Linked DNA regions of Homo sapiens: region 2 is linked to region 1. Evidence: chromatin loops called from intact Hi-C (ENCODE). Cell type or tissue: endothelial cell of umbilical vein. All regions are shown on one strand. Links, peaks and the distances in the headings refer to the core of each region. The heading gives the core; the rest is flanking DNA.

What was found. Hi-C counts contacts between places; a loop is a spot of excess contacts. Peaks named below come from ENCODE experiments on the same cell type or tissue, not always from the same donor. Only the 100,000 strongest peaks of a DNase experiment are listed, where the experiment ranks them.
Region 2: it touches region 1 in a loop (4-fold over the local background); 3 of 110 quality-filtered maps call a loop at or near these places.

What each region holds. Positions count from the first base shown.
Region 1 is chr1:230,151,359-230,167,864 of GRCh38, forward strand. All of the region lies in intron 1 of GALNT2 (polypeptide N-acetylgalactosaminyltransferase 2), which reads left to right. Among named protein-coding and RNA genes, the nearest start is that of GALNT2, 92 kb to the left of the region's middle. In endothelial cell of umbilical vein, for the core only: no CTCF peak of the experiment used is centred there; a DNase peak (open chromatin) is centred at 9,733; H3K27me3 peaks cover 536 bases.
Region 2 is chr1:230,076,393-230,092,898 of GRCh38, forward strand. All of the region lies in intron 1 of GALNT2 (polypeptide N-acetylgalactosaminyltransferase 2), which reads left to right. Among named protein-coding and RNA genes, the nearest start is that of GALNT2, 17 kb to the left of the region's middle. RefSeq lists an enhancer at 7,871-8,412. In endothelial cell of umbilical vein, for the core only: no CTCF peak of the experiment used is centred there; a DNase peak (open chromatin) is centred at 8,409; H3K27ac peaks cover 1,951 bases.

The sequences.
Region 1 (16,506 bases), core at 5,782-13,781:
GTCGGATTGTCCACGTAGTGCCTCCAGGAAGCTCAGGATGATGGCCAAGCCAGATATGTAAGGTGGCTTTGGGGCACAGGATGATGCCCTCGAAGTAATGCATGGTCTAGTTGTTTTGTAAACAGTGCTGTTTCCTGAAGAAGCAATGATTTTCTGACTACCCGGCCTCCCCAAGATAGCCCTGGGAGGAGAATTTCTGATTCTCTCTACAGCAGTGCCTTCTTCTGTAGGATCTCCCCACATGTCCCTGTGCCCACCACGTAAGCTAAGGAAGGAAAGCAGAGCTCCTCAGTTCATTGATGGCTTCAACTACAGATGAACCAGTGTTACAGGAAAGGGGTCCCGATCCAGACCCCAAGAGAGGGTTCTTGGATCTCGCTCAAGAAAGAATTCAGAGCAAGTCCGTAGTGCAAAGTGAAAAGTTTATTACAAAAGTAAAGGAATAAAAGAATGGCTGTTCCATAGACAGAGCAGCCTCGAGAGCTGCTGGTCGCCCATTTCTATGGCTATTTCTTGATGATATGCTAAACAAGGGGTGGATTATTCATGCCTCTCCTTTTTAGACCATATAGGGTAACTTCCTGACATTGCCATGGCATTTGTGAATTATCATGGTGCTGGTGGAAGTGTAGCAGTGAGGACGACCAGAGGTCATTCCTGTGGCCATCTTGGTTTTGGTGGGTTTTGGCCGGCTCCTTTACTGTAGCCTGTCTTATCAGCAAGGTCTTTATGACCTTATTTTGTGCCGATCTCCTATCTCATCCTGTGACTTAGAATGCCTTAACTGTCTGGGAATGCAGCCCAGTAGGTTTTAGCCTCATTTTACCCAACTCCTATTCAAGATGGAGTTGCTTTGGCTCACATGCCTCTGACAAAAGTAAAGCTCTCAGGGGGCTCAGGCTGATGGGTTCCCTTTTACTTCTTTGAATCCCCAGTCGGGCTTGGAACCATGGCCTGTAAGCGCATCCGACACTTGGCTAGAATCTCGAACCTGACTCTTTCAAAGATGAGGGCAAGGTTTTTCAAATTGTAAGTTGTGACTCAGTAGATCATGAAACTAATAGAGGAGAATAACATCAGTATTCATGATGAATAATTAAATAGAAAATACTGGAGCACATCATACATGTAAGAGTAGGTACCCTTTTATGACACCGTATGTGGATGGATGGGCGTGCATGTATTTATATAACGTATATATTTAAATACATGGTTTGGGGGATGGATGTCTACATCAAATTTATTTGTTACTATGGGTTTTGGCAAAAAAGTTTGAAAGCTGCTAGGATAGTGCATAGCCAGGAGGGAAATAAGAAGAAGCTATGAGAGAACTAGATAATCCTTCTCCTACACAGACTCGTGTTTTGTGTGAGTGGGACACTCCTCAGCCTGCGTCCACTCTCAGGTAGCTTCCTCTTTGAACCGCTTGTCATTGTGAGGCAGTGACCATCTGCGCCAGCCCTGTCCTTGGCTCTAACGTGATGTTCATTTGCTCACCTTTCTTGGACTTCCTTTGCTTCCTCAGGCTTTAGCTTCTTGCCCTGCTGCCTGTATCTATGGCCTTCTCTCTGGCTGTGGTTTAGGGAAAATCACTCCATCTTTCTGTGCCTTCAGTGTGTTTGTCCACTGTGAGTGAAGCATAATCAATACTTGGTGACTTGGCTAAACTGCGTTCAGTCCTTCTGAATACTTATTTACATTTTATTTATTATTTTTATTTTTAGAGATGAGGTCTTACCGTGTTGTCCAGGCTGGAGTGCAGTGGCGTGATCATGGCTCACTGTAATCTCAAACTCTTGTGCTCAAGCGATCTTCTTATCTCAGTCTGTGGAGTAGCTGAGACTATAGGCCTGAGCCACTGCCCCTGGCCTGAATACATTTAAATGAGATAAAATTAAATGAGAGAATGAAAATGAATAGGCCCATTGCCATGCCTGAGACAAACTCAGATGTCTGCTAATGATCGGTTCTTTTCTCCTTACATGCGGGAGTGTTTCTGTAGTCAGACTGGACACCTACACACTTAAACAGTCATTGATGGGGGGTCAGCCTTCAACATTTTAAGGGTCTCTTTGCGTTTTTAGTTTTATTTTTAATCACAGTAAGCACATTTTCATGTATTAGAGAAAAAGAAAAAACACCCATAATGCTTTCTGTGTAGAAGCAAGCATTACAGTGGCCTTGGTGGTGTTTTTTGAAAGGGCTGGGGAATTAATTCATCGAGAACATCTGAGGACGCCTTCCAGATTCACCAATCATCAGGCCCCTAAGTACCCTTCCAGCCCCACGCCCCTGAGTTCTTTTCATGATTCCAACCCAGAGGTCTCAGTTGTGAAAAGTTTCTTTTGTCAGACACAGTGAGCTCAGTCTGTCTGGCCGAGGCCACTCCGCTCTTGGAGATGGATTACAGCCTTTGTTCCCACTCCTGGGCCTCCTGGCGTGGCCTCGGGGGCCCCTGGTTGGTGGCACTCACCATTCACTCTGTGGAGGGGTCTGGTGGAACTGATATGTTCATAAAAGCTACTGGTAAAAACAAAACAACAACAAAAAAGCTACTGGTGCCCAGTGCCTCTTACAAACTCTCATGCAGATTTATCGTGTGGGTCTGTCTGCGTGGGTGTCTACCTTATAAAGACTCAGAAATGGTTTCTCTTTTCACCCATTGTTTGGAGAATAATAAGTCTCTGTCAGATTAGCTTCTTGGGGCCTCAGTGCTTTTTGAAAAGAGCTTGCATAATCAGTGTCTGGTGAGCTGTGAGGCCAAGAGCATATTGCCATTGTGCAACGGGGATGTGGATTTTGTACATTTTCAATATTTCACCATTCAGTCTTGTCAGAAGTCAAGCTGCCGTCCACCCTGCACTTGCAGTGGAGACATAGGCCCTTCGTCCACAGTGGATAAGTTTTTCTCCACGTGGGCCACATTCTTACTAGAAAAGAAACCCCGGCCCTTTAGCTCATCACCCTCTGCTCTGGCTTTCCCCGAGTTGGTACAGAGCTGATGCCGTTGGTATTTTTAAGAAATAATCTTGAGTCAGAAGGAATGTGCCAAACCGGCACAGGTGAGAGATCTCTGGACCCCCTTATATTTGCCTATTCTGCCCCTTCTGAGAAATTTCTGGGAGAGAAGGTAGTATTATGGGACAATGAAGCCCTAACCCCCAGGACCTCAGAATGTCACTTTATTTGGAGATAAGATCTTTATAGATATAATCAAATTAAAATGTGGTCGTCAGCATGGGCTCTAGTATGACTGGTGTCCTTATGAAATGGGGGATTCAGACAGAGCCAGACACACGTGGAGGGAAGACAGTGACAAGAGAATAGACAACAGGCACCACCTCTAAGCCAAGGAGAGAGGCCTGGAACAGCATCTTCCCCCATGGCCCTCGGAAGGAACAAACCCTGTCGCCCCTTGAGCGCAGACTTCCAGAACTGTGAGAAAGTGTGTTTCTGTTCCTGAAGCCTCCCAGTTTGTAGTACTTTATTATGGCAGCCCTGGCATACTTACTCAGGTAGTCTCTGTCAGGTTATTTATAACTCACCTTATCACATTGGTAACTTGTGGTTTTATCATTTGGCATGACATCCAAGGCCCCTTGCAGTTCTAATATTTACGTACTAGCACTTAAAAAGACTTTCTCTGACCACAGGGTCTTTGCTGGATGGGGTCTTGGTCTGGGGCTGGGGCTTTGGTTTCCAAACATCAGGGTCCTCCCAGATGAGGCTGCCCCGCGCCGCATGCACCCCCCACCCCGTTTCCGCGTGCAGTTTTCTGCGGAAGTATTTCCCAGGTCCTCGGTTTCCCTTCTGTGTGAGAGCGTCACTTTCTCTCACATCTGTGGAGCGGAAGTCCTGAGGCAGTCACCGTTTGGGGCCTGCATGGGGTTGTGAGAGCCCTTGTGCTGGCTCCTGCCCGCCCTGTTCTTCGTTGGCTGCCTAGGGCTCCCTGCAGGTTTTCGCTCGGAGGTGGGCCCTGCCTGCAGCCGCTGACCTCCGGGAGAGACCGGCCTCTCCCTAATTATAGCTCATCTCTTAATCCCGGTCATCATTTCAGCTGGCTGTCCTTGAACTGAAAATTGGAATACAATTCAACCTGTAGCTGTTTTAAAAACTGCCTTATTCAGAGAGGGTCAAGATAAAGAAATTTTAGCTTCTTTCAGGATCTTCCAAAACAGATCAGGAATGACTGAATCAGGACAGGGTCTCCTCCTTTGGGGCTGGGAGGGACAGGGCAGGACTCTCCCAGGACAGTCCCATGGGCAGAGCTAGGTTTTGTGAGGACTGGAGCTTTTGTCATTTGAAGACCATTTCTAAGAGAAAGAGTGATTATAACCCCAAAACTGGGCTCCCAAGTGCATAGCACAAAGGACCCCACAGAAGATCACAAATGGCCCATCCTGACTGGAAGAGAGAGATTAGATTGAGGGCCAGGTCGTGAGGGCACTCTGAGGGTCGCTAAGACATTCGGCGTCAACCTCCAGTTCACTCAGGAGTTCTGAGTGGAGGACAAAAGCCTTGCTTTAAAAGGACTAATTCTGTAGTGATTTTGCCACATGGAGAGGGGAGGGAACTATTGTGTCAGATCAGGAAAACCATGGGATCAGTGCTAAGGGCCTGTGTGGTGGGCTCTGTCTGGGTGGGAGAGACTGTGTCCTGGTCATGGGGCTCAGTCTGTGGGTGGGTGATAGAAGAGTAAAGCTTTTGTGTTTTTAGGGTGGGGAAGAGAAGAGAGAGTCATTGATTTTAGATACAAGTGGAATACCACGTAGACCTGGCCTCTGGGTGGTGATGACCTTCTGGGGTTGATGTCTGGAGACGGTGCGGTTTTGGGATGGGGGAGCAGACGAGGGAGAGAGAGAGAGAGAGAGAGAAAGAGAGAGAGAGTGTGTGTGTGTGTGTGTGTGTGTTTTACAGCAAAGACCTGGATCCTGAATCTTGGGGAGAAAACTCCTTGCATTGTACATATTGGGCTGGTTACATGGCTGAAGTTCACCGTGTCATTTTAGGCCTGTTTCTGGCTTCCACACTGGTTTGCAATGTCATCCTAGGGAAGTCAGCTTGTCCTTGGTAGGATATATTCATTGGTGAGTTCACTCAAGAGACTCCTTTTTGCGTTTCTTTACCTTCAACGTTCGTTTCCTAAAATTGATTATTCCTTCATAAAGTTGCCAGCATTTTCAACATGCTTCCTAGATGCTGGATATTTTATTATCGTTTGTCACGGATCAATTTATTTTTTTGGCCCTTAAACTATCACATTTTCTGCAGTTAAATTTGCTTAACTTTCTAATGCAGGGGCAGAATGTAACCTGCAGGTTGTGGCTTTAGAAAGCAATGTGGAACTCGGGGCCATGGTAAGCAAGTTGGTGGTGGTTTTTTTTAATAGCACATCTCATCCTTTGATGTCAGAACACTGTCTACACACTCTGATTCATTTCAGTCAGTCCCTAAAATGTGAAGATGAAATGTTGGGGAGACAGATCCTCTGGCCTGAGGAAGCTAGCCGTCTTGTTTGGGAGATAAGAAACATCAACTGTTTTGAAAATACTTTGGTTCTATCATTAGAGAGCTGATCAAGTGCAGTAAGAGGCAAGGTCAGACTGGGCTGTATTATGTTTTGATTTGGAGAAACTATCACGAAAGAGGTAACATTGAGTCAGAGCCTGAGAGAATTGTGGAGAATCCCTGCAGGAGTAAATAAGACCATCCCAGGAGGGCTCTCATTTAAGGCCTCGTGTACTGTGGTCATTTGACCTTGGTTCAGATGCCACTTCAGTTTAGATGCATTTAAAAGCAGAGAAAACATTGGAACTTACTGTGTAGTATTGAGTGAGCATTAATTGAGATGTGTGTGAACCATTGAGCATGATACCTGGCGTGTCGTAAGCACCATTATAGCAAACTTATAGAAAGCTGCATTATGTCACTATACACCTAGGGGAGTGGCTTTGGGGGGAAAAAAAGCAAAAATGCCACCAAGTACTGGCAAGGACATAGAGCAGCTGGAACTCTTATCCCTTGCCAGTGGGAATGCAAAATGGTACAACCACTTTGGAAAATAGTTGAGCAGTTTCTTATAAAGCTAAACACATGTTCTCATACAACGCAGTAATCCCACCCTTAGATATTATCCAAGGGAAATGGAAATTTATGTGCTCTTGGGATTCATAATGGCATTATTCATATTTGCCAAAACTGGAAACTACGTAACTGTCCCACGACTGGGGAATGGATGAACAAGCTGTGGTTTGCGTACATGGTGGAATGCAGCATGTGGCGGGATACCTCCTGCAGTGGAAAGGAGACAAGCACGGTTCACACAATGTGGATGGATCTCTGTACATTATGTGCATTAAGAAGCCAGGTCCAAAGGCTACATACTGTATACTTCTATTCATATGACATTCTGGAAAAGGCAAAACTACAGAGAAAGCAGATCAAGGATTGCCAGGGGCTGGAGAAGAGAGTTAACTACAAATGTACTCAGGGGAGTTTTGGAGGATGGTGGCACTGTTCTATATCTTGATTGTGGTGGTGGTTGCATGACTATATGCAGATGTCAAAGCTCCCAGATCTGGATACTAAGAAGAGTGAATTTTACTGTATGTAAATTATACTTTTAATTTAAAAGCAGAGAAAAAAAATCATAAGCCAAGTCAGGGAAGTGAGAAGGATCTTGTTGTATGTGGAGAACCGTCATGGAACAGGCCAGAACTGAGCACAGATCAGGTTGAATGGGTAGGATGAACTGTGACTCCAGAGGCATTGAAAGGGAAATGTTTGCATGGGGCGTGGTGGAACACAGAGAGCCCTCGGGAGGCCCGGGTAGCAGGGGGGCAGGATGAAGGGGGCATTTCGTGTTGTGTGAGGGATGAGTAGCGTGGGGAGATGAGGCCAGAGGTTCCAGCCAGGAACTAGTGCAGTTCTCTAGTCTGTAGATAAGGCCTGAACACAGCAGTTGGTTGTAGGATTCTGGAGAGACTGGAGCTTAGACCTGATTACATTATATATGCACTGTCTTTTCTCAGAGATGGGGAAACTAAGGCATGAAAACATTAACTTTTATTTTGGAAAAAAGCTAAACATAGAAGTAAGAGGGAGGCCTCCTGAGGCACTTTGCCAAACTTTATGCACAGCAACTATGACCTGCAAAATCTTTTTAGCCTGGGCTCCCTCTCTTGACCTGAGACTCTTCCAGGGAGCCTGGTATCCACAAGAGTGGAAGCAGCTGGTCAGGGCCACGGAACTGGAGATGCCCCATGGGACAGAAGGCCTGGGGCTCTGGCAAAGTGTCTTGTAAGTGTTCCTGTCATTTCCCTCCACGTAAACCAAGTCAGGCTTGCAAATCAGCAGCCTTTCAGGTCCTTTCTCTCCTTCTGGAAGCTCTTGCATGTTGCAACCCCCTACCCACCCCGCCACCTCCCATCACAGATAAAGATTTTGTACCATCAGCCTGCAAGTGAGTTGGATGAATGCCATCTGAAAGGCTTTGTTCGTTTGCACACGAGGTCGTGAATAGCTGGCAACAAAGAGGATTGAACCTTGGACCTAGTGTGTCTGAGCAGTGCCCCAGCCCCCATGCCGCTTTGGATTTCAGTGGCCTCTGCAGCAATTTATTATTCTTACATCAGATGTTTGAAGTAGGTGAAGGGGCAGGTGGCATGTGTCTGGTGAGGTTGCTGACACTGCTTTTGGATGAGAGAGAGAGTAGTGGTTGAAACAGAGCATTCAAAAAAGCGTACACTTTAACCTGTAATCCGCAAACATTCCTTTGAGTTTACCCAGCCGTGGGAAAGGACGCTGTACCCCTGCCCTATTGGCTGCACCCTTTGCTGTTGATGTGAGGCTTTATTTACCTGGGAATTGACAGGGTTTTGGTCCATGATTGCTCCTTTCTCCGCAATCACATTTAATGCCCATGATATCTCATCTTTGCACACGAAGGCAAAGCCTTCTACTGCTTTTTCTCTTAAAGTGTTCAGCACTCCCCTGAGTTTATTAGAAGGATCAGAAGAAAGAGACCCTGAGTGTGAGGCTAGGTCAACCGGAGAAATTCACCCAATTATTTCGTTTCTTTGTTTGGATCCCTGCTTTTCATTTCTACCTATTCTGAAAGAGAGGCTTAAAACTAAAGTCCGGTTAGTTGAGGATCAGATGTGTCATACTTTTCTCAGAGGGGAGGGGACGGTCACTTTGCTCTAAGTTTGGGCCATGAGGTCCACACTGAGCCTACATGGGGTAGGGGGAAACCGTGAAGTGTGCAGTGACCTGAGGGTGCCAGATCACCCCGAGCCGTTGTGGTTCCCACTGGGCAGGCTGTACGTGGTGAAGGTGATAGACTGCATGTCTCATGCAGGCCAAGTGCCTGTCGGTCAGCTTGAGGGAGAAGATACCTTGTCTACCTCCCCCCACCTGCAGGCTGGCTGGCTTTGGGTGCAATGACCCTCCTCTTCCTTGAATCGCTGTTTCATTGTGGACCTGTTGGAAGTGCCAGCTTGGCTGGCCTTTGGCTGGATCCCTGTTTGCTAGAGCTTTGTTCCTACTCTGGAGGAGTCAGCTGCTGTGCCTTCTGGGACTGCCAAGAGTTGCCAAGGGGAGTGGGGAGTCCTCTCTGTGGGGTGTCGTCTGAATCCAGCAGCCGCACCACCCAGGTGCTTCCCTCCTCCCCACTCCTAGGCCAATGTCCTTAGTTTCTGCTCACTGATCAGACGATTATCCTTCTCCAGGATGACCACCATCATCTCATAGTCCTTCCTCACTCCCTTCCATGAAGTGCTTCTCCAACCCATTGTCTCTGTCATAGTGAAATGATTCTACTGTTAGTATCAAGATTTTCCACTAGTGCTAATAACAATCCCTGATGTTATCAAACATGTAGGATGGGCCAGGCATTGTACCAGGTGTCTACAGAAATCCTTTGTGCTGACTGTTGACCACTATCCCCATTCTGTAGGCGAGAGTGAGCCTTAGGAAGGGCGTTGGACGTGGCCAGGATCACACACCATGCCTTGCACTCACCTCTGATCTCTGAGGGCCAGGGCCTCCCTGTATACAATGATCTCTGCATCTCTTCTTCCTAGCAGAAGACTCAAAAGAACTTTCAGATGTGGGAGGCCAAGGCAGGTGGATCACCTGAGGTCAGGAGTTTGAGACCACCCTGGCCAACATGGTGAAACCCCGTCTCTACTAAAAATATAAAAAAATTAGCCGGTCGTGGTAGTGGGCGCCTGTAATCCCAGCTACTCAGGAAGCTGAGGCAGGAGAATTGCTTAAACCCAGGAGATGGAGGTTGCGGTGAGCCAACATGGTCCCACTGCACTCCAGCCTGGGTGACTGAGTGAGACTCCATCTAAAAAAAAAAACACGAAACTTTCAGATGAATAAGTTGGTTCTATCAGAGATGGCTCTTAAAGCTCAAAAGCTGTTTTAAAAAGCCCTGTGGATGCGCAGGCTCTCTTAGACCCTTTTTCTGTGTTACAGAAGGGGATATAATACCCCAAATAGGGTTTTTTTTGGTACAAACTGTGGATAGTACTAGATTTTGCTCCATACAGAGTCCTGTTGACTGAACTGCCCTTTCATGTTGTGTCTCCAGTGTTTTTATGGGCAACAGCCATATACAGTCTACTTCCTATCTATTGTGAAGTTGTTGTTGAGGATTTCCTGTATTATTTCACTCTGCATTCATGTCTCAGTTACCTTTGATCCCTAGCAAACTGTCCCAAGTGGAATGGCCTAACCCAGGAATGATGTATTATTTCTTACAGTCCTGTGACTGTCTGGGCGGTCCTTTTGCTAACTTCCCCAGGGCTCACGTGTGCCTTGTGGTCAAGTGATAGCAGCGTTGGCTGGCTGGTCCAAGGTGGCCTCACGTGTCCTATAGTATTTGCTAGCTATTGTCTGGGGCTCCTCAACTCTCCACATGCCCCAGTAGCATAGACCAGCTTCCTTACACCATGGTGGTCTCAGGGCAGCATTCTAAGAGGGCATGTCCAATGTGCAGGTGTGTATTAAGCCCCTCCTTGCCTCGTGGTTGCTGGCATCCAATTGGCCAAAGCAAATCACATGGCCTAGTCCAGAGGCCGACTCCAGCTGTCTGTGCAGACGTGGCAAAGAAATATGGCCACTTCCAATCCACTGCAGTCCAGTCCCCAAAATCCATTCTTTTCATGGCACATTTTGGAATCTAGCAGCTGAATTTCAGTCTCTCTTAAGATACTCATGACTTTATTTGGATGGTGAGCATATGGTTGGTTGGAGCACAGGCTTCAAAGTCCAGCCTGAATTGAGATTCTGACTTGCTCTCTGACCATTGTGCCTTTGGCGGGTGACTCACATCCATTTCTTCATCTGTGAAATGGATATGATGATACTTGCCTTCCTGAGATTGTTGTGAAGTTAATTGAGACTATACATGAAGTCTCTGGGCCATAACTGATCTCATTACACCTTAATTCTTGTTTCTATTACTTATTTTACTTCTGTCTCTGGGAAGTTCAGAGTTTAAAAATTCAACTTGACCACAGCATCTTTACTTGGTCATTTCTGCAACCACCATGTTCCATTTCTTTTGTGTTTCTATTTAGATCTTTTGTTTTAAGCTACCCAATCCTTTTTGGAATAATATGGGGTATTATTAAAGTAAGACTAACCAGCAAAATTCTGTAAAAATTAAAAAAAAAATCTTGGCGCTTCCAGTTCATTGGTTTTGCTGGTAAGATTCAGGATTATAGTACTGTTGAACAAGCTTGTATAGACGTGAATGAGTTTCCACATTCTTATAGATTTGACTCAAGTGATCTTTGCAGATTTTCACAAGCACTGAAGACTAACCAGCCTTCCTTTAAGTCTCCCAGCACTTAATTCATCTGGTCCAACACATGCCGGGTTCTTCAGGGTGTTAGGATGAAGCTCCTGTATCTGATCACCTACCATATTCCACACATTTTCCATACACTCTTTCTCATCCTCTGAGAATTTAGCATTCCGGGTGATGCTACTAAGATGGATGAATAATTTATAAAGTTTTAGAATTCTAAATATAGTTCTTTCTAGTTTCCCTTAGGGTTCAGAAAACAATATCCCAAAATGAAGGCCTCAGAAGCAAAAGTTTTTCACTTTCTCCTGCCCTCCAGCTGCCAGTCTCCTTCTCCCCAAGGCTGCCCTTAGAAGCTAGATTCCCTCCATAGAAGCTAGAATCCCTCTTCCCTAAAACAGGTCCTAGGAACCAGAACTTGCTTTCCCCAAAGCCAGCCATCAACCCTGAAAATGCAGCTCTAACTTTCCCTCTGCCTTGCTATGTAAATACTGTTTATAAAAACAGTATGTGACTTAACTGTTTGACTGTAGGTCATAAGACCCACCCCTCCACTCCATTCCAGAGAGGGTCTTGCCCCAACCCAGAATGAAGGAATGCTGCTCAGAGAGGCTGAGAAGAATCTAGATGGACAGGCCTTGCTGGGCTTCCCCACTCGGTCTGTTGGCATTGGAACCTACCATTTTTGTCCAGTCACATTTCCACATGACTGTCCATACTGTGTTGAACTTAAGCATGAGAATGGACAATTTCCCCTGTAACTTTGGGTCTTCATTCTGATGGCTCCTGTGTGTACACATTAAATCAATGTGTATGCCTTTTCTCTAATTAATCTGACTTTTTCGAGTTGAGTTTTCAGTGAACCTTCAGAGGGTGATGGGGAAAGTTCTCCTTGACCCCTGCATTTCTAAGTCAGTGGACACGTGAATCTTTGGCTTACAGAAAGATAAGAATCAGCTAAACATGTTCTTTGAAACTCCGCATTAAAACAACAACAACAACAACAACAACAAACTTTTGTCAAAGGAATTGTTAAATCCCCCAACCTTCATGTGCAGTGAGGTGAGATCCAGGCCCCACTTGGAACAAGTTCCATGGAGTGCGCACATCTTGTGGGCCACTGGCCACTCCTGAATTCCATGGACTCCGTGGGGCTGAGGTGCAGTGGAAAGATGAGCAGTGACTGTTCCCAGTGCTGTTGCTCATCAGAGAGCATGGGATGAGGTCACTCCGGCGATCTCTCATGCTTTAGCGTTTCCAGCTGTATGAGGGAGGTGTGGTGTAACTTCTCAGGCGGTTGTGTGGCTCTGGGCTCAGTTTTTGTTGAGAGCCTTCTGTGTGTCAGACACTGCTAGCATCATCATGTATGTCCTTTTATTTAATTCCTCCACATCACAGTGGATAGAAAACATGGTTCCTATTGCTACGAGCTCCAGAGCAGGAATTTGAATTTGCCTTCGAAGCCCGAGCTGCTCACAGCAGCTCACTGTCTTTTCAGCTTTCCCATCAGGATCAAATGAGACGAAGTGTGTGGAAAGGAGAAGCAACCTTTAAAAGTAGATCTTGGTAAAATTACTGTTTTCTGAAGTTGGACCAGGGAAGCTAAGAGGAAAGAGGGACAGTCCCCACTGACTGTCTTGGCTGCTGTGGGCCAGGCCTGTGCCAGTCACTTGGTGTCAGTGAGCTTATTGGATTTAGCTTTCCCAACCACATGGACACGGGGTCAGTCTGTCTGTCCCAGAACTGGCCGGGGGTGGTGGATGGAGCCTGGACTCTGGGCCAGTCACAGCCTGATGTGACACTGGATACACTGCCTGTTAGCTGTGTGCTCTTGACTTTGTTTTTTTTGGGAGGGTCTCAGTTTTGTCATCTTTTTTTTAATAAAAGGGGTATTAAATACCATACCTCAAAGATACTGTGAAGAACACATACGTAACTGCAATCGCACACGTGTAGCTCCTCTACAATGCCTGGCACTTGGAAAATCCCTGGTAAATGCCAGTTCTGTGAGGGTGGCATCACTGTTGCTGTTATTTCCATGTTCTGGGTTGGGGGCAGAAGGGCCGTCGGGCCCATGGGGAAGTACCCAGTAGAGGCCGGTGCTTTGCTTTCTCTCCTTGTGTGTGTGATTGCCCGTACATGCACTGTCAGCACCCGAGTTCCCTGTACACATTTACTGCTAACAGCGGTGATAAGCGCACAAGATCACTTTGGTGTTTGACCCGTTTCTTGGAGAAAGCAAAGATTCAGTAGGGAAAGTGATGTACATAGAGGAGATGAGCCTCTCAGCAGGCTTGGCGGACTGCATCCGATCATGTGATCTCTTTCTTGCCCAGGACAGCACGGTCTCTGGGCCCTTTTTCTTTTTTTTTTTTTTAGACGGAGTCACTCTGTCGCCCAGGCTGGAGTCCAGTGGTGCGATCTCGGCTCACTGTAACCTCTGCCTCCCAGGTTCAAGCGATTCTTCTCCCTCAGCCTCCTGAGTAGCTGGGACTACAGGCGCCCGCCACCACGCCTGGCTAATTTTTTGTAGTTTTAGTAGAGAGGTTTCACCATGCTAGCCAGGATGGTCTCGATCTCCTGACCTTGTGATCCACCTGCCTAGGCCTACCAAAGTGCTGGGATTACAGGTGTGAGCCAGCACGCCTGGCCTCTCAGCCCTCTTTCTAATTCCAAGGGAGAAGGGAGGCTACCTGAGATTCTACAGTAGTGCCTGGACCCCAAACCTTAAAAGCAGAGGTCAGCTCACACCTGTTTCTAGAAACAGCTTTTGTGTCCCCTGCCCCATAGGTTCCTGTAGTGGCTTTGGGCAGCATTTGGAACCACTGGCCAGATAAGATCCCTTAATGATGTGAAATACTGCATAAGGTCGAAGTTCCAACTTTAACATATCTGGGCTAAATTTTTAAAACTATTCAACAATTCATGAAGATAATTAAAGAACATGTGAAAGTCTGAGAAGGAGAGCCAACACTCATCATTCTCCACTCTTAACACAATCATTTTTATTCCAGTGCCTTTCATTCCAGGCTAATCCATATGGATACAGATTTTTATATAGTTGTTTCATTGTGTACATAAAACTTTGTCTCCTGCTTTTTCATTTAACGTAAGCATTTTGCATGTGGCTCTGTGATCTTTATAATTTTAATGGGCGCATAGTATTCTTTGAAGGGGCTGTTAACAGAAATTAACGTTGTATTGGTGAATGTTCTAAGTTTCTTCTGTTTTTTCTCTTATAAATAATGCTGCAGTATTTGTGCATAAGATTTATTCCTTATTTTAGGTTAGTTCACTGGGATAAATTTACAGAAGTGAGATTTCTTGGCTTAAAGATTTTCAGTCGCTTTCTAGTTCTTGATGTTGGATGCCAAGCCAAGTTGCTTTCCGATAAGGTTTAATTTACACTGTGTCCTTTTGCTTTTAAAATAAGGTAGTGAGACATCTGCAGCCTGGTTGTGATGCCAAGTATTGAGATAGTATGGAGAATGTCCCAGCTGTTGAAGGCAGAGAATGGACTTACAAATAAGTGGCGCCAGAGGTAGGGGATCTCACAGCTTGTCCCTGGGTGGCACTGGTCAACCTGTCCCAGGGCAGCACTCGAGAGGGAGGGAGGCCCTCGGAGTAGCCAGAGCCCCTGGAGAGGGCTGATAGATGCCCCACAGGGCTGGAGGTTTCTGTATGGAGTCCTGCTGTAGGTCACTCATATTAGGCATGATGTGAATGTGCTCCACTCAGCTACTGTGATCTGATTGAAATAACCTTTTAAGAAAAGAGCTTGCAACTGTGGAAAGACCACTGTTTTGGATCAGGTTGACATGGAGTCTGGGCTTTGATGGGACTGTATGAACCGCCTTAACCCCTGTGTTTACCTGTCTTTAAAGTGGTCTAATAAGCCATGACAGTGTCCTCTGCACAAATCCTTTGTGAAAGAACAATTTGTAATTAATAAAAAAAAAAGACCTTTTGAAAAAAATAGATTAAGACAATCCTTATAGGGTTTTGGGGTAATAGTCACACAGCTAATAGCTGCTGAACCTTGAGCAAAGAAAATGTTAATGAGAAAATGTACATTTTAAATGAATAAAAAGAAACATACAGTCCCTATGTATTTCTTGTTTGTTAGGAACTTTTTCAGGCACTCCTCCCCGCAGCGTCACTCATGAGTTTCTTTTTCTTGGGTGCAGATAGCACACATTTTGCATGGTGTGCCTCACACGGTGTTTCTCATCTCTAGCTACTTTCACCATCTTTCTAAATATCCCACGTGGGTCATATCATTTTACCAACTTTGAAAGGATTTGTCAGGCCTTTTTCAAATGCCTGCTTTATCAGTCCTGAGGCTGCACAGCCTTGGCCTTGCCATGGAGAGATGGCAGCAGGACAGTGGACTCCGGGGATTCAGTGAGCACGCGGACATGTCTTGTCTCTGCCTTCTTGCTGTGACCAGTGGGTGTGATGTGCTGGTCTCTGCCATCTGCTGTCTCCCAGGGCAGCTTGGGAAAGCCTCTCCTTTCCCCCAACTTCCTTGCTTTCTTCCCTTTTCCCAAAATCCAGATCTAATTCTAATGGTACCCAAAGAGAAGTCAACTGAAGTTTGAGGTTTCTCCCTTTGAAGATAAGGGGTAATTGCTGTACAGAGAACCTCAGAATGGGGGAGAATTGCTGTAGTGGGGGAGTCATGAGGAGTAAAAGAGAGAACATGCTAGTGCTAGGCCTGGGGTGGATGTTGAATAAACATTAGTCCCTCTCACTCACACTTGGGTTGGCTGTACCTGGGCTGTACTGCCAAGAATTTCCAACTCTGTAATGATTTGTGATGAGATAAGTCAGGGGAGAAGCTTAATTACAAATTTTCCATTTCGTTTGTAACCCTCAGCCCTCTTGGGGCTCTTTGCATATCATTCTGAGACTCTTTTTTTTTTTTCTTGGAGATGCTCTTCAAAACAGAGTCAAGTGTTTTATTTTTTTGGTGGTGGGGGGTGACAGAGGGTCTCTTACTCTGTTGCCCAGGCTGGAGTGCGATGATGCGATCCTGGCTCACTGCAGCCTCAAACTCCTGGGCTCAGGTGATTCTCCTGCCTCAGCCTCCCAAGTAGCTGGGACTACAGCTGTGCATCCCCACACCTGGCTAATTTTTAAAATTTTTTGTAGAAGCAGGGTCTCACCACGTTGCCCAGGCTGGTCTTGAGCTCCTGGGCTCAAGTTGTCCTCCCACCTTGGCCTCCCAAAGTGCTAGGATTACAGTCGTGAGCCACCACTCCCAGCATGGAGCCAGTTCTGACTCAGTGGTTACAGAGCAGGCCTAGGAAGGAACCAGTTGTATGGAAGTTAGGCCCTCATGGGAAGGATTTAACCAGGTGGTCATGGGAGATGGTGGCACCTACTGGTGACAAGGAGCATTGCACTTTAGTTCTGTGAGACCTGCTTGTGGGCTGAGGTGAAGTGGGGAGGAAAGCAGCCTTGCGGGGATATTGACATGGAGGTCAGGGAACTGCCGAGCGTGGAGGAGCGCCGTGGTGATGGGAGGAAGGGGCGGTGGAGCAGCACGGGTGTGAAATGTGCAGGGCTGCAGCCTGGCCGGCTGACGAGGCTGCCTCCTGCTGGCCTCCCTGCGGCTGCTCCACTGTGGCCCTTGGGCCCCGCTCATCACCAAGTGCTGCCTGAGGGCTTCACCTCTCTCCTCC
Region 2 (16,506 bases), core at 4,574-12,573, 76 kb before region 1:
ACCTTTTCCAGCACAGGATTTCCGCTGTGATGTGATCTTTGGGAGTTGCTGCGGGTGGGAGTGGGGTTTGTTGATTCATATTTGCAGGAAACCAGAGATCAGATGCCTGCCTGATACCCAGGCTTTGGAGAGGGGGGTTATTCTTGGCAATGTGGGTAACACTGAGCTTCTGTGATAGATAGTATTGTACTTGGGGACAGTAAAATGGAGATGTGACTTCATGGCCAATCTCAGGGAGGCGGAACTGTGGGAAGTTGTGGCTGGTCCTGGTTCTCAAGGTGAGGGCATGCAGGTGCTTTTCATAGAGGCCATTCTCATTTATGAAGGGTCATTAGATATTTTATCGGATTGGTAGGTACCAATCCCATAAAACCATTGGGATGGTTAGGCACCGTGCGTCCAGTGTACTTCTGGATAAAACAACTGGAGCATTTACATGGCGGGAAAAAGAACAGGTAATTTGAGAGGCCTTCACATTCAAGAGTGGCCATCAAGGTTTCTTCCTCTCTGCGTCAGAGACCAGTCCAGGGAGTGAACTCTTTTCTTTCTGACAGGCTGCTGCCCTAGAAAAATGACGCACTTCAAATGAAGGGTCTTTCTTAGCTAAATTGCCCTGTGAGAGCTTGAGGAGCCGGTGCAAATTAAAGGCCTGTGTTTTGGAGATGCCCATGAATTAAGTACTCTGTTATCAGTATTTGGGTAAGTGTAGATGACTGTTGGGTAGGGGCATTTGTATGGCTGTCCTGGATGATGAGAGGGTTGGCCCAGTGTGGGATGCCTCCCAGTCTCATTGTTTCCTCCTTGCTGCCTCTGGGGCTTTCCCCTTGACCTAGATGTTGAGCTTTTGCTCTGTGACCTTCAAAAGGCCTGCCCTGCCGCACTCTCCTTCCCCTCCTGCCCTTGTCCTGCCCCATCCCCTGTGCCAGGGAGCTCACTTAGTTGTCTTCCTGTCTCACTTTTGATCATCACTAATTTCCCCTGTGTCTGGAATACAACTTTTTCATCAATTCCGAGAGGCCATTATTTGTCAAACATGCCATTATTTTGTGGACCACTAGGAAAGAAAAAACACTGTCCATTGACCTGTGACACAACGGGTTCTTATCAGTTGGCATTCTTATTTTCTACTTATTGAAAGAGCTCTTTCAGACCGAGACATCAATTTTTCCATATATCACTCTCGGGCATAGATAGATACAAAGGAAAATACAAGTGAAATACATTGAGCAAAGTGTTCTAAAAGTTTTTCAGAGTCCAAGCACTCTGAGTCACTTTTTGACTCAGATGTTAGTGCCTATTTTCTTCAAACAGAGTCATCCACTGTGCCACCAAAAGCGCTGGTGATGTAGCATTTCCTAAGGAAAAAAATCCATAAAAATACTAAGAGCCATTGGTTCTGGACTTTGAAGACAGCTTGGCAATGAAGTCGAGGTAGCCAGCCTTTGACTCTTCTGGGAATTTTGCCTAACTCCTCAATTCACCATCCATTCCTATCCCACCATGATTTGGTTTTTAGGGATTAAGAGTGCTTGCTTCATTGTCGTTTCTTGGATTTTCTTCTAAGCCATTGACGTATATGTCCTGCAGATGTGGATGATTGAGCATGGGCTGGTAAGAATGCATCATGGGCCTTGCCCAGCCCATAGCATTGCCGACGTCATTGATTGTGAGCTGCATTCCAGTCGGGGGTGGTGGAGGAAAGGGCATCTTAGAATTGACCAATTACAGCCTTTCTTTTTCTCGTGTGTCACATTGCAGTTGGGCCTTCATATCTGCGGGTTGCACATCTGCAATTAAGGCAATTCCTACTTTATTAGTGGTTATATTATTAAAAATCCTTATTTTTTGAAGAACAATACAAACTGTGGATACAATGTGTCGTATTTGGGGGGGGATCATGGAAGAAGCCAGATGTGCTGTTGAAGTTGACCAGTGGGTTCATGGAGTTCATTCTACTGTTTTATTTTTGTGTACTTTTGAAAAGTTCATTTAAAAAATTTAAAAAGATATTTACTCATGTATGCAGCATAAATTAAAGAAGCAGCTGAAAACTAGTATTTTTGTAAAAAGCAGCTCAAAGGGTTTGTGATCGTATTAGTCCAGAGGTGCTTCTGCCTCACAGCTCTTCTGTAGTTTGGGATATTCCACAGTGATTCTTTTCATAGGGAGCATCAGAGATCACGTTAGATCCTGACTTAGTACCTGTATCACCAGGGAAGCATTCTTACATTGGTTGCTGTTTCTTCTGTGAGGAGTATCTACATTCTTTGGAAATTGCTAATCCTGGTGCAGTTTCTGGTGGTAGAGGATGAGCTCAGGCGGTCTGTGAGGTCATTTCTGCCTAAGCAGACTGCCCGGTGGACCAAAGACCCTGTTACCCACCAGAGTTCACTGTAGATGTTTTATTTTATTTTATTTATTTATTTTTAGAGTCAGGGTCTCACCCTATCACCCAGGCTGGAGTATAGTGGCATGATCATGATCATAGCTCACTGCAGCCTCAAACTCCTGGGCTCAGGCGATTCTCCACTTCAGCCTCCCAAGTAGCTGGGACAACAGGCATGAGCCACTGCGTCCAGCCAGATGTTTTATTATCTTGACTACACCCTTCTCATTTGCCAGGCACCTCTTTATGTTCAGTCTTTCTGCCAGATTTTTCACTCATGCTAGGCAGCTTTGCTTGTGGTTATAAGCTATCCATCAGGAGCTGTGGATGACTTGGGAAGCTGAGTGGGAGACCGTTAATAAATATGTGTTAGTCCTTTTGGTTCTCCCAACAAGATATTGATGCTAAAGGCTATTTTACGTGGTATTTGTCAATAAGAGATTTTGGCAAATTATGATACTGCGTATCTTCTGTAAGGTATAATTCCTGGTACTTCAAATTTATGTCAGCTTTGTCTCTGAGATGTCTGAAATGCTTTAGAGCCATTGCTCATTTGTCTTGCTTTTCAGCATGCCTGGGAGAATGAACAGCTGGGGAGAAAGAACAGCTTTTCTTCCCACATTCACACACAGTTTCTGATGGACCCACAGGTTACTAGCCTGCCCCACGGGTCATGCAGTAGCAAAGTTGGGACTAGAATTTCAGTGTTCCTCCACCTGCCTAAAGTACGGCTCTGGAGAAAGTCAGCCCTGGCTGTCCTGGTCTTAGTAAAGCTATAGTTCGTGAAACATCAGGTTACAAATAGCAGGTTTCCCTCTTGCTGACGCAGAGCTGCAGCTTCAGGCTTGGAAGGTGCTGATTACTGGGGCTGGTGATCTACTAACCCTTTATTGAAACTGCTGATGTGGATGATCGAGAAGCAGAGAGCCGGGAGGAGAATGTAATTCAAGTCTGGGTTCTTGGATGGTCTAAGCTCCAGGCCTGAGGCTGGCCGTCATGAAAGGAACATAACTGTGGCTGTCCAGGCCTCATAATTGGGCTCATGGAGGCAGACGGGCTCATGAGGAATGTCCCTATGGAGAGGGTTGCTGAGGCTCAGCCTCCATCTGCACTTCAGTAACTTAGGAGCTCACACATTCTTATGGGTCAAGAAGTAATCTGGGTCACTAAGCATTTGCCTAGGAAGATGTGAATTTGGCGTCCTTTGTTTTAGAAAGAAAAGGGATAGAGGTAAAGTTTCCCCTCTTCCTGGTAATAAATGTGACTTGGCATATGTCATAATTGCAGTAGTGTTTGTACTTAAGACATAGGTTTTAGTTTAGAGGATTTTTCTCCCTAACTGGCAGTGGAGAGTGTGTGGAGTCATTTTCCTTGTACTGGCCCTGGAAGGATATTTTTGGTGATCTAATTTTTTTATTCCAGTGTTGCAAAGCGCCGACATCATTATCAAATGTGCCATAGTTGTTTGGAAGCGAAGCTCTCATCAGCTATGTAAGTTTTTATTTTAGGTTACTGTGGAGAAGGGGAGGCCTCGGTGGAGGACTGATGTGTGTTCAGAGTCGGAGCTTTCTGCAGAAATTCGAGTCCTGTTGACCCAGGGAGCAGGCCTTGACATCAGGCCCCGTGCATGAAGCAGTGTGATGTCCCAAGCAGTGGTGCTCTGACCACTTGCCATTTAGGTCCTGGTGCCAGCGGGAAGGTCTAGCATCAGCAGGTTGCCAGGGTGACTCTGTAAATCCATACTGGGGGCTTTGGAAACAGTTTTGCCTGTTTCTGGCCCTAGCCTCGTTTGACAGCAGAAGCCCAGGAGGCTTGTGCATGGGAGCTCTTGGTGGACAGCTAGCTCTGGGTGTCTTTCTGGGGCTGCTGTGACATGGCAGAGAGGATGCATAGCACAGGGGCCACTGGCCTGGGCTCCGGAGCAGACTCTGGGTGTGCATTCTGGCTTATCCAGTTAGCTCTGTGGCCTCAGGCAAGTCACTTAACCCTTCAGTGCCTCAGTTTCCCCATTCACCTATCATCAGGTTGTTCAATGATGAATAAATTAGTTTATGTAAAATGCTCAGAATGGTGCCTGGTACATACATAGTAAGTGCTTAAAAGTGTTAACTGCTGTTGCTAATGTCAACTGTCACTTTGAAGGCGGGGAGGTGTTGACACGGGTTCTTGGGGAAGCTGCATCAGTGTGCTCTCACATCACATGTGACACGTCGCAGGCATTCACGAGCCCAGAGGCTCCTGTTCCCCAGCCAGAGCCAGCCTCCTCTGCCAGGTTTGAAGTGAACCAACCTACTTTCCTCGAAAGCGCCTCCAGCCTCCGCAGACCATGCCTGAAACTGTCATTCCTAGGTAGGTGGGTTGTTTTGGAAGGAGTGTGAGGATGAAGGGGCTCCTGCAGCCCTTTGCTTCTTCCTTGGGTGGGGAATCTGAGCCCCAGACAGCATGAGGAAGCTGGTCAGGGTCCCCCCCAGCTGGTGTGAGGACCGAGTGGCCCCTGGGGTTCTGCAGGTAGCTTCAGGCCAGAACCCTTTCCCCATCCAGTGTTCAGTGGCCAGGAGATTATTTCCCAATTCCACCCTTAATCTTTTCCAGCTTGTCTTTGAAAAATTATACCGAGATATGGTTTTAAGTGCGTGCTGTTTAATTTTTTAATACTCTTATTGGCAATTGGATTTTTCAACATCTTGAGCTGTTACTATCTGAATATAGCGTGTTAATTTGAAAACTTTTCTGCAAGGTTTTAATTAGGAAATGTTCTTTCATTAGTTCAGTTTCTGGCTTGCTTTTGAAACTGCAGATGAGTGACAAGTGGAAGACAAATTAATAATTGTGGCAATGCAACAAAGCCCCCCTGTGAGGGCTGAGGACTAGTTCTGTCAATTAGAAAAGTGCTCACGTGGCTTTGCTGATGGCTCTAATTAAGACAACTCACAACTGGATTGCAGATCAATAGATACACTCTGTGATGATTTTAAGGAGGAATGACCTGTGTGAAAACCCACGTTTGGTCATGCTAACCATGACGAGGAAGGATGGCACAGTGGTTGGGAGCCTGGCCTGTCATGTTAGACCTGGTTCAGATCCTGCTGTTACTACGGAGTAGCTGTGGGACATTGGCTTGCGTTTCCTTGTCTGGAAAAGAGAGTTAGTGAGTTGATGAAGATGATGCTGACGAGCTTAGTGAGGACGTTTATTTGTGCTTGCTCTCCCTTCCTGCAGGTACTTCTGGGGCTGGTCTGGCTTGACTTCTCTGACCCAGGACGGGTCTTGCTTAGAGCAGACCTGCAGGTCAGTGGTGACATCAGGTGTGAATTTTTGGACTAGGAGTGTCAGTCGGGGTGCAGAGGCACCTGGTGAGGCAGGCTTTTCCATCCTTCTTCTCTAGTCCGTGTCCCTCCTTTGGGCAATGTGGAGTTGCCTTCAATCTGGGAAGGTCTCTGTTTCTTTGTGTAAGGTGAAGCTGTGGTGCTGAATGAAGCAGGTGTCACATTTGGGTTACATTTTTAAGGTTCTCTAATCGGTCAAAGTGCTGTGTAAGTTTCCAGGGGCACCGTAGAACAAAGCAGGCTTAATGGATTAATGGACATGATTGAGTGAGCTGATGGGTTGGTGATTTCATAGGTGTCTGGCTTTAAGCCCTGCCTTGCCTTTGCAGTTCCACAGCCATTCAGGCTGGTCATCTCTTCCTAGGGCCTCTGGAGTTGGCCTACCTTGGAGAGATCTCCAATGTGCCATTCCTCCTGCAGCCGACTCTCCTTATCCCTACTTCCTCAGTGCTGAGCCAGAGGAGAGTACCTTTTATCACTTCTGTATCATTTATTTATTTCGGGAAGGGAGTGTAGTGGCTGCCAGGAGAGGGAGGCACACATATAAATTGTGGACAAAGCCTAGAAACCTAGGCATTGCCCCTGCTCATAGGAAGTCATATGCATGGAACATACGCACTGGAGTGCTAGTTAGACAGCTGGGATGATAGAGCAGGGGATCCAGGCTGATACATCAGGGGAACTTGCAGAGAGAATAGGGGATCCAGGATGATAGAGCAGGATAAGGACAGCTGTGGATGGAGCAGGACGACTGGATAATGGAGCATGGAGCCAGGATGATGGAACAAGCAGCCAGGATGATGGACAGGGAGCTGGGATGATGGAGCCGGGAGCTGGGATGATGGAGCAGAGCAGCTGGGATGATGGAGCAGGGCAGCTGGGATGAAACAGCAGGGAGCTGGAATGATAGAGCACGGCAGTTGGGATGATGGAGGAGGGAAGCTGGGATGATGGAGCAGGGAAGCCGGGATGATGGAGCAGGGAAGCCGGGATGATGGAGCAGGGAGCCAGGATGATGGAGCAGGGAGCCTAGATGATGGAGCTGGCAGCTGGGATGACAGAGTGGGGAGCAGGATGATGGAGCAGGGAGCCAGGATGATGGAGCGGGGGGGCCAGGATGATGGAGCGGGGAGCTGGGATGATGGAGCAGGCAGCCAGGATGATGGAGTGGGGAGCCCAGATGTTGGAGCAGGCAGCCAGGATGATGGAGTGGGGAGCGAGGATGATGGAGCAGGGGAGCCGGGATGAGGGAGCAGGCAGCTGGGATGACGGAGCAGGGAGTGGGATGATGGAGCAGGGAGCGGGATGATGGAGCGGGGAGCCAAGATGATGGAGCAGGGAGCTGGGATGTTGGAGCAGACAGTTGGGATGATGGAGCAGGGGGCTGGGATGATGGAGCTGGGGGGCCCAATGATGGAACAAGAAGCCAGACTGATAGAACAGAGGAAATGATCTGAGAAACAACTTTGAAAGGTCACCTGCAGCCCCCTGATGCTTGCATTATGTTAAAATGTTTGAAAATTTAGAATCCTCATTTTAAGGCATTGATCTTTCCTTCAGAAAGCTGTCCTTGCTGTTAAACGGTGTCCGGAGAGTAAGGAGATGGTCAGCACTGAGCATTTAGTTTCTTCAGAGGAATGACAGTGGGGGTTACTCTGTTTTTACTTGGAGTATCTGGATTGTTCAGGACCAAGTAAAACTCTGTAAGAAAGGGTTGGAAATCCTGGTGGGCCTCTGTTAGCCCTTCCAATAGAAGGGGGCCGGAGGGGGCCCACTGTCTGTGTCCTTGGACCTGCATGCAAGCTGAAGGAAATGGTGCCTGCTGCACATGGAGGAGCTGGAGCCGTGGACAGGCCTGAGCTCATCTCCATCAGCACCCGGATGTTGGCGTACATGCCTGTGAAGGTGAGGGTCTGCACTTCCAGCAGCCCTCCCCCTTTGTATGTCACTTTGGACACCCGAGATTTCCCTGATTTGCCTGGAGCCTCTGTGTAATTTTTAATTTGATCCCCTGCGTCCCAGTGGACTGTGAGTGTCTTGAGGCCAGCACAGGCTTGGCCCCTCCCACAGCAGGGAGACAGTGGGGAGCCAGGCTAACATGGGCCCAGGGATGTATATTCTGGAAGGAGGGCAGGCTGGGGGACGGTCACGCCAATATCAGAGTGTGAAGTGGGGCTCCATGAGAGGTGAGTCCTCATCAGGAAGGGCCGAGGAGGGGACCTGTGGGCGAGGCCTGTTGACCAGAATGATCCAGTGTGGCAGAAGGCTGTCTGGGCTTGGAGAAGATCCTGTGCAGAGATCCTGGGGCCAGAATGAACTTGGCATGTCTGGGCAACCAAAGGAGGAGGGCAAGCTGGTGAATGGGACGTGAGGTCAGAGAGACAGCCGGGGGATGGTGAGCATTTAGGATCTGATTTTGTCTGCCCTGGCACTTCCTGTGTCTGGCTCAGCACCGAGACGTTGCTAGGTGAGGGAGATGAGGCTGAGACTGGTGGGCTCGGGGGAGAATGGCTGAGAGCCAGGGTTGTGGAGGGTCTGCCACATGGGGGACCATGCCTCACAGGTTCAAGGCATCCCTGGCCCCTGGCTCCCTCCTACTCTCCTTCAGCTGTTTGCCTGCTGGGTGACTCAGCTATGGGCTACCAAGTCATTTTGCCCTTTTCTGCTGGGATCTGCGTGCTGAGTCTCTGACTGGTAACATGCTGTGGTTTGGCAGCATGCTTGGGAGTTGACATCATTTCTGGGTGCAAGTCTGGCTTTTTCTCCCTGGTGCAGGGTGAACATGGGATTAGGGGAGACAAGAATGTCTGCTTTTTCGTCCAGACATGCTGCCTTGCTCTTGCAGCTGAACAGACCCCAGCTGTATTTGTAAGTTAAGCCCTTAAATCCTGTGCCCTAAAGGTGGAGGTGCCATTTCATCTCCGAGAAGTGGAGAAAGATTGTGCAGTGATGCTGAGGTACAGGAGAGAGCTGATGAGGAATAGAATGATCAGTTGTTTGTAAGCAATCTCCTCTCTTCTGGCTCTCTTTAGCAAAAGTTTTTATTATTAACTCTCCTTTCACCACTGCGGATGGCAGACATACCTGACGGCAAAACTGAAGCATACCCTGACAGTGACCCTGTGGGGCAGACACACCTGAATGTGTGTTTGGAGTTTTGAGCTAAGGAATCCGGGAGTGGCCAACCTGGAGATTCATTCCTTGTTTATGAGGAACATCTGAGCCCCTATCCTGTCCCGTGGAACACTGGGCATACAGATGAGCGAGGCCCTTTGTTTTGGGTTAAATGAAGGTTGCCCCGTGGAGGCTGTTAGAGGATGCTAGGTGGAAACTCTATTTATAAACCACAGGCTTCAAGCAGTTGCAGTTTTCCTGCCCAGTCCACTGCCACTGGGCCATCCCTGTGTACAGGTTTCCCACTCGTAAGCCCCTGTGTCTCATTTGCTGGCTCTGGGTCTCCTTCAGCTTCTTGGACCTGGTGCCGTCCCTGTAGGAGTTCATTAGGGGTCTGGCATGATCCAGTTCATCACTGGAAAATGGTTCTGAATGTAGGCGGTAATGTTTGTGATTGTCTAGGTTGAAGTCCGGGGCAGTCTACCTGTTTAGGCAAGATGCAGGATTAGGCATCTGAGGTTCTCTTATTCATTGCATTTTGGATCTTCTGGAGCTCCTCCTGGCTGGTTATTTTAATGCTCTATACCTTAGCCAACCACTTACAGAACTGTTTTGATAGGCCACTGACTTCTGGTGTAGACGTTGGGGGTGAAGGATGTTTGACAGATGGGACGGAGATGGATTTATGTTTGTGAAATGTTGGGGAAACCCGAGGCAATACCTGGAGCCCAGAAGAGTGGGCTCACCGTATGTCCACAGCTCTATCAGTGCCCCTAAGGTGATTGGAAACTGCTTGCTGACCTGCCTGGTTAAGGAACGAACTCGGGTTCCACCAGAAACGTGCTGAGAGATTTCCGTCCACCTTCATGGAATTCACAGAACAAATGACAAGATTTTAATCCAGGTCTTGGTATTCCTAGGGTGCCAGAGGTGAAACTGAGAAAATTTTGCTCTCAATTATTTGGCGAGTTTGTAGGTAGAGAATAATACGAGCTCCTGGAGGGCTGGAATCTGGAGGCATTTCAGCAAGGGTTTAGAAAGGGTGGGTGATGGTGACTAGGGATACAGCACGTTGCTCAGCTCTGGGCTGAGAGGTGGTTAGTTCAGCCTGACGACCCAGCAGAGCACCTCCTGGTCATTCTGCCGGCCCTTTATCTGGTGAGGTAGGGCAAGGAGGGAGTTGGAGTGAGGAAAAATGCCTAAGTCAAGGGAATAGAGGGAGGGCAAGATAAGAGATGGCCCTTGTGCGAGAACTGTCTGCATTGCTCACTCTTTGGAGATTGATGCTTTCTCCATTTTACAGTTTTTAGGGGGATGTTCTTACTGGCAAAGGAGGAAAACAGCTGTAAAGTGAGCAGTTTTTTTTTCCCCCGTGTGTTAAGGGAATTTATTTTCCTTTTCATTCTTTGTTCCTCCTTGGCTCACCCCTGCTCAGGACATAACTTTTGCAGAAATGAGGATTTTGCTGCAGCCTGAATCTCCTGGGTTGGATCTCTTAGAGCAATTAATAACTTGTTATTCATGTGTTCGGGGCACAGCCCTTTGTACTCAGTGGTGCGTCCGTCATGCTGTTTGTGCTATTGGGGACCACTAAGAGTGCTCTAGAAAGTTGGTGTGGGCAGTGCTGAGCTTTGGAGTCATGGAGTGGCTCAGGTGTCAGCCCTGCCACTTACCTGTGTGCCCTTAGACAAGTACCTTTCTATGTCTCTGTTACTCCTCTACGAGATGGAGTTTATCACAGGGTTTACTGCATGAAGCTGTCACAAGGGTTCAACAAGATGTTGCCTGGTGAGCACTTAACCCACACCAGGCACGTAGGGAGAAAGAGCTCAGTAGAGTGTGTGTGGGAGGGGTCTTCTTCCATCCCAGGGAGGGAGGTATTTCACCTGGGAAGGTCCTGGCTGGGAGCTGTCTTCTACCCCTTCTTTATGCAGCGGGCTCTAAGCCAGCATCTGGCACCGCCCTTTCCAAACCAGTGCACACTCTCCCCATAGGGAAGGGGCCTGGCCTGCTGGGGCATGCTTAGTTTCTGTATTTTAAGAGCTCCCTCATCTGATGACCGGTACTAATTACCGAATTTCACAAATGAAATATGTGCAGGGTGAAGGAATATGCCTGTTGATTGCACTCGAATTACTGCAGTAAAATTAAATTTCAAGGACTGCAGGAGCCTAAGATCCTTCTGCTGTCCTCCACTTCCCCCATCTTAATTGGTTTTCCTTGCCATCTGTCTTTCTTGCCTTTACTCCCCCATAACTGCCAGCCCGCACTGTTAACCAGCGGTTTTCAATCTGGCTGTACGTTAGGAACACCTGGGGAAAACTTTGAGCTGTAGATGCCTATCACCCACCCTAGACTGATTCAGTCAGAATGTCTGGCTGTGGGGCCCAAGTGTGTTTTAGAAAAAGCTCCCCATGTGTGAATGACTCTCACGCAGTCAGGTCTGGGGACAGCTGGTTAGGAAGGCGTCGCTGAGAGTCTCCATCTTTTGGGAGTAACTGCTGATGGTCATGGAGCCCTTGAATATCTGTTTGGACTTTTTGAGGGCTCTGAGCTTGAGCTTGGTCTTCTCTTTTGGAATACTTGGGTGTTTGCTTTAATATTCAGAGTTAAATATTGATGGGCATATAATGAAATGCCTACTGGATTACTGGACGATGCTTTTAGCTATGAGTACTTACTCTGGAAGCTCTGAGAATAATAAAAACGATGAACAGCAGATATTAAGTGACAGTTTAGAACAGAAGAAAAATACAAGTTTTCTTACAGGCTCTTGGCTAAATGAATATGGGGGTGGACTGGGGTATTCAGTAGTTGAGCAATCCTGGATTCTATTTTTCCATATTTGCATCTCCCCCCGCCCCCAATGTTTTTGCTTTATTTAACAATTTTTGGGGTAAAAACCATGTAACATAAAGTTTACTGTCTTAACCATTTTTAAGTGTACAGTTTTGTAGTGTTAAGTGTAGTCCTGTTGTGAAACTTTGTCATCTTGCAGATCTGGAACTCTGTATCCATTAAACAGTAACTCCCATTCTCACCAGCCCCTGGCACCCACCATTCTGCTTTCTGCCTCTGTGCACTTGACACCTCTAGGTGCTTCATGTAAGTGGAATCTTGTAATATTTGTCCTTTTCTGATTGGCTTGTTTTCACTAGCATGATGTCTTCAAGATTCATCTCTGTTGTTCTGTGTGACAGGGTTTTTTTTTTAATTCATTTTTATTGAGGTGAAATTCATGTAACATAAAATTAGCCATTGTAAAGTATACAGTTCAGTGACATTTACTACAGTTGTACAGCTACCACTTCTGTCTAGTTTTTTTTTTTTTTTCTTTGAGACAGAGTCTTGCTCTGTCACCCAGGCTGGAGTGCAGTGGCGCTATCTCGGCTCAGTGCAAGCTCCGCTACCCAGGTTCACCCCATTCTCCTGCCTCAGCCTCCCAAGTGGCTGGGACTATAGGGGCCTGCCACCATGCCTGGCTAATTTTTCATAGTTTTAGTACAGACGGGGTTTCATTGTGTTGGCCAGGCTGGTCTTGATCTCCTGACCTCATGATCCACCTGCCTCAGCCTTCCAAAGTGCTGGGATTACAGGTGTGAGCCACCGCGCCCGGCCACTTCTGTCTAGTTTTAAAACATTTTCATCCAAATGGAAACCCTATGCCCATTAAGCAGTTGTTCCCCATTTCCTCATCTCCCCAGTCCCTGGCAACCACTAGTGTACTTTCTGCGTCTGTGGATTTATCCATTCTAGATATTTCGTATAAATTGACTCAAGCACTGTGTGTCCTTTAGTGTCTGAGTTCTTCCACTTGCCATAGTTTTTGAGGTTCATTCAGGTAGTGGCATGTATCAACTTTCCCCCCCGACAGTTTTTATTATGGTAAAATACATATAACAAAACTGACCATTTTAACCATTTCTTTCTTTCTTTTTTTTTTTTTTTGAGATGGAGTCGCTCTGTGGCCCAGGATGGAGTGCAATGGTGTGATCTCGCCTCACAGCAACCTCCGCCTCCCGGGTTCAAGCGATTCTTCTGCCTTAGCCTCCTGAGTAGCTGGGACTACAGGTGCACACCACCATGCCCGGCTGTTTTTTGCGTGTGTGTGTGTGTGTTTTTAGTGGAGATGGGGTTTCGCCATGTTGGCCAGGCTGGTCTTGACCTCAAGTGATGTGCCCACCTCGGCCTCCCAAAGTGCTGGGATTACAGGTGTGAGCCGCAGTGCCCATAACCATTTCTAAGTGAACAGTTCAGTGACATTGTGTTCACATTGTTACCACCATCCGTCTTTAGAACTCTTTTCATCTAGCAAAACTGATACTCTGTACCCAAAAAACAGTAACTCTCCATTCTCCCTCCCTGCAGCCACTGGCGGCCAGGGTTCTACCTTCTGTCTCTGTGAATTTGACTCTTCTAGGTAGCTCATGTAAGTGGAGTCATTCAGTATTTATCCTTTTGAATTGGCTTATTTCACTTAGCATAATACCTACAAGGTTTATCCATGTAGCATGTGACAGGATTTCCTTTCTTTTTAAAGCTGGGTAATAGTTCATTCTATGGACATACAACGTTGTGTTTATACATTACGCTGCTAACACGTGCAACACATTTGCTATTCATCCTACTGTGAACACAGGTGTGCACATTTCCCTTCGAGACCCTGCTTTTCATTCTTTTGGGAGTACACCTGGTGGAACTGCTGGATCATATGGGAGTTCTGTTTTTTAATATACTGAGGAACCTCCATACTGCTTTCCACAGTGACTACACCAATTTTACATTCCCACCAACTGTACACAAGGGTTCCAGTTTCTCCACATCCTCACCAATACTTGTTATTTTCTGTTGTTTGATAGTAGCCATCCTAATGGATATGAAGTGGTATCTTGTGATTTTGATTATCATCTTTTTTTTGGATGAGGGAAAGTTTGACCCCATATGTGGGTGTCTGTCACCAAGATAGAATGAATGTAATTTCCAAGGAAAAATAATCCCAGGCAACCTCTTCTGGATTATGTCCCAACTGATTGGAAATGCTGGGAACTTTCTGTGGTTGAAGGACCTTGACATTTGTTGTCAAACTGCCTGTGAGTCACTTATCTTCTGGGGGAAAATAAACATAACCGTGTCTTCCAGTCTGAAGTGGGGTGGGTGGGTGATATGAAGCATTGCACACAGCAGAGCCTGCTGCCCCTCCACAGCCTCTGCAAATGCCGTGTGAAGGTGGTGGACCTGCTACCAGAACTGGTGTCCTGCTGTCTCTGTAGTTAACTCTTAGGAGAAATAACGGTTGTGTGTGTGGAGGTGAAGAATGGGAAGGGAAGGAGGGGTGGGGAGGGCTGGTGCTTCTGAGGTTCCCAAAGTTCCTGGACTCGAATTTTCTGTTGGCAAATAAGCTGGTCAGAACTTAGGAATGTGGTAAGTTGATCCAGGAAGAAGTTGAAGGTTTCTATCTGTGTTTTTCTGTGCGGTTGTGTATGTGTAACACGTTTGCAGAAATAGTTGAAGCTTATTATTTTCTTCAAAAGATCTTATTTTCTAGTGTGTAAATCACAGGTAATTAAATATGAGTTAAAGTAAGAGAGAGACCCTTGGGCTATCTCAGACTTAGCTTTGAGAGAGAGAATGATCATGGGTCTAAGGCATCACTCTTGGTTTTATAGGTTTGGAAACTCAATGTTATTAGTTCCATCTAGGAGTTATCAATGGGGGATTGGGGTTTACATGCATCAGAATTGTAAGATACTGCTAAGAATGACAGTTCATTAATTGATGAGAACTGTGCCTCGCTGAGAAAGCCAGCACTCCTGGGGTGTGTGTACTCCGCAGACCTTTTCTTTTGTTTGTTTCTTTCTTTCTTTTTTTTTTTGAGACGGAATCTCTGTTGCCCAGGCTGGAGTACAGTGGCACGATCTCAGCTCACTGCAGCCTCCGCCTCCTGGGTTCAATCTATTCTCCTGCCTCAGCCTCCCAAGTAGCTGGGATTACAGGTGTGTGTCACCACATACTAATTTTTTGTATTTTTTTTTTTTTTAGTAGAGACAGGGTTTCACCGTGTTGGCCAGGATGGTCTTGATCTCCTGACCTTGTGATACGGCCACCTTGGCCTCCCAAAGTGCTGGGATTACAGGTGTGAGCCATTGTGCCCGGTCCTCAGCAAACCTTTTCTATCGGCCTATTTCTATCTATTTTCTATCGGCCACCTTTTCTATTGGCCTATTTCCATCTGTCTGAGGAATCTTGATGCATCGGCCTTCTCGTTCTGGGGATCTTTCTGTGTATAGAATCAATACCCTCTCCTTAGGGTAGTGATGGAGATTGATTTTTCAAAAATCCCAACATGTAATTTATGAAATTATTGTTTCAGCTCCAGACTCTGTGCTCTGTTCTGCAGTGTTGGAGCTAGGACCGCACATCCCAGCTGCTTTGCCAGTGGCTTCCGGGCCACCTCCATCAGCAGGAGGCGGTAGAAGCACCAGCAAGATGGGGCTTTGGTCCTTCCTGTTGGCTTCCTGTTGCCCCAGCTGTAGCTGTTGAATTCAGTCTTCAGTTATCCCAGCACTGGCCAGCCAGCCTCATCGTCCACACTCCCTGCAGATCCCACCACTCCTCCAAGGAAGTCTCTACCTCAGGGCCCTTTGGCTACGCTTCTAAGGTTAAGTCTAACCGGTTCCCTCAGGCCTAGGGGTGGTGGCTGCTTCCTGTCGTTGCTACTTCCCTGATATCTAGAATTTTCCTTTTTCTACCCAGTTACCTGGTTACTGACTTTCTACCCAGTTAACAATTTATATTAAAGCCCTTCTGTTCAAAAAGCTTATGTAGTTTCTGCGTTCTAATTGGATCCTGACTAATACATCTGACTTTCAACATTCTTTAGTAATCAGTCAGCAAAATGATTTCATGAGATAGACGTATTATATTTAATTGGATTACAGTTCACCTTATATTCCTTTAGTTTTTTTTTTTTTTTTTTTTGCACTGATCTTTCTGATTTTCGTTAGGCTCGTCTATGTAATTTGAGACATAACTCCTCTCATTAGCTACTTTCTAAATCATCAGACTTGAGTTCTTTCCTGGAAAGATCACCACAGATGGCTAATGTCATTCATTTTGTTGGCTCTTTTGGCTTTATAGTAGAGGGTGACAATTCTTTTGTTTTTGGTTTTTTTTTTTGAGCTGGGGTCTTGCATGACCTCACTGCAACCTCTGCCTCCCGGGTTCAAATGATTCTTCTGCCTCAGCCTCCTAAGTAGCTGGGATTACAGGCACGCGCCACCAAGCCTGGCTAGTTTTTGTATTTTTAGTAGAGATGGGGTTTCACCATGTTGGCCAGGCTGATCTCGAACTCCTGACCTCAGGTGATCTGCCTGCCTCGGCCTCCCAAAGTGCTGGGATTACAGGTGTGAGCCACCGCACCTGGCCAAGGGTGACATTTCTAAACCTTATCTCTAAATTCTGTGTCCATTATTCAGTATTCCTTTAACTTGTAGAGCATGGCTATTACGTGTTTAAGCAACATATATCTCTAAAAAGATTCGAGGCCGCTTATAAGAGAAAGTATATTATGTGTAAGCACAGATTCATTAAAATAAGAGTTTAAAAATCTGGGGTCAAATTTAGGGGGTAGAGGGGATGAGGGATAAAAAGGTGAAGGAAAAAAGAAGTGGATGGAGAATT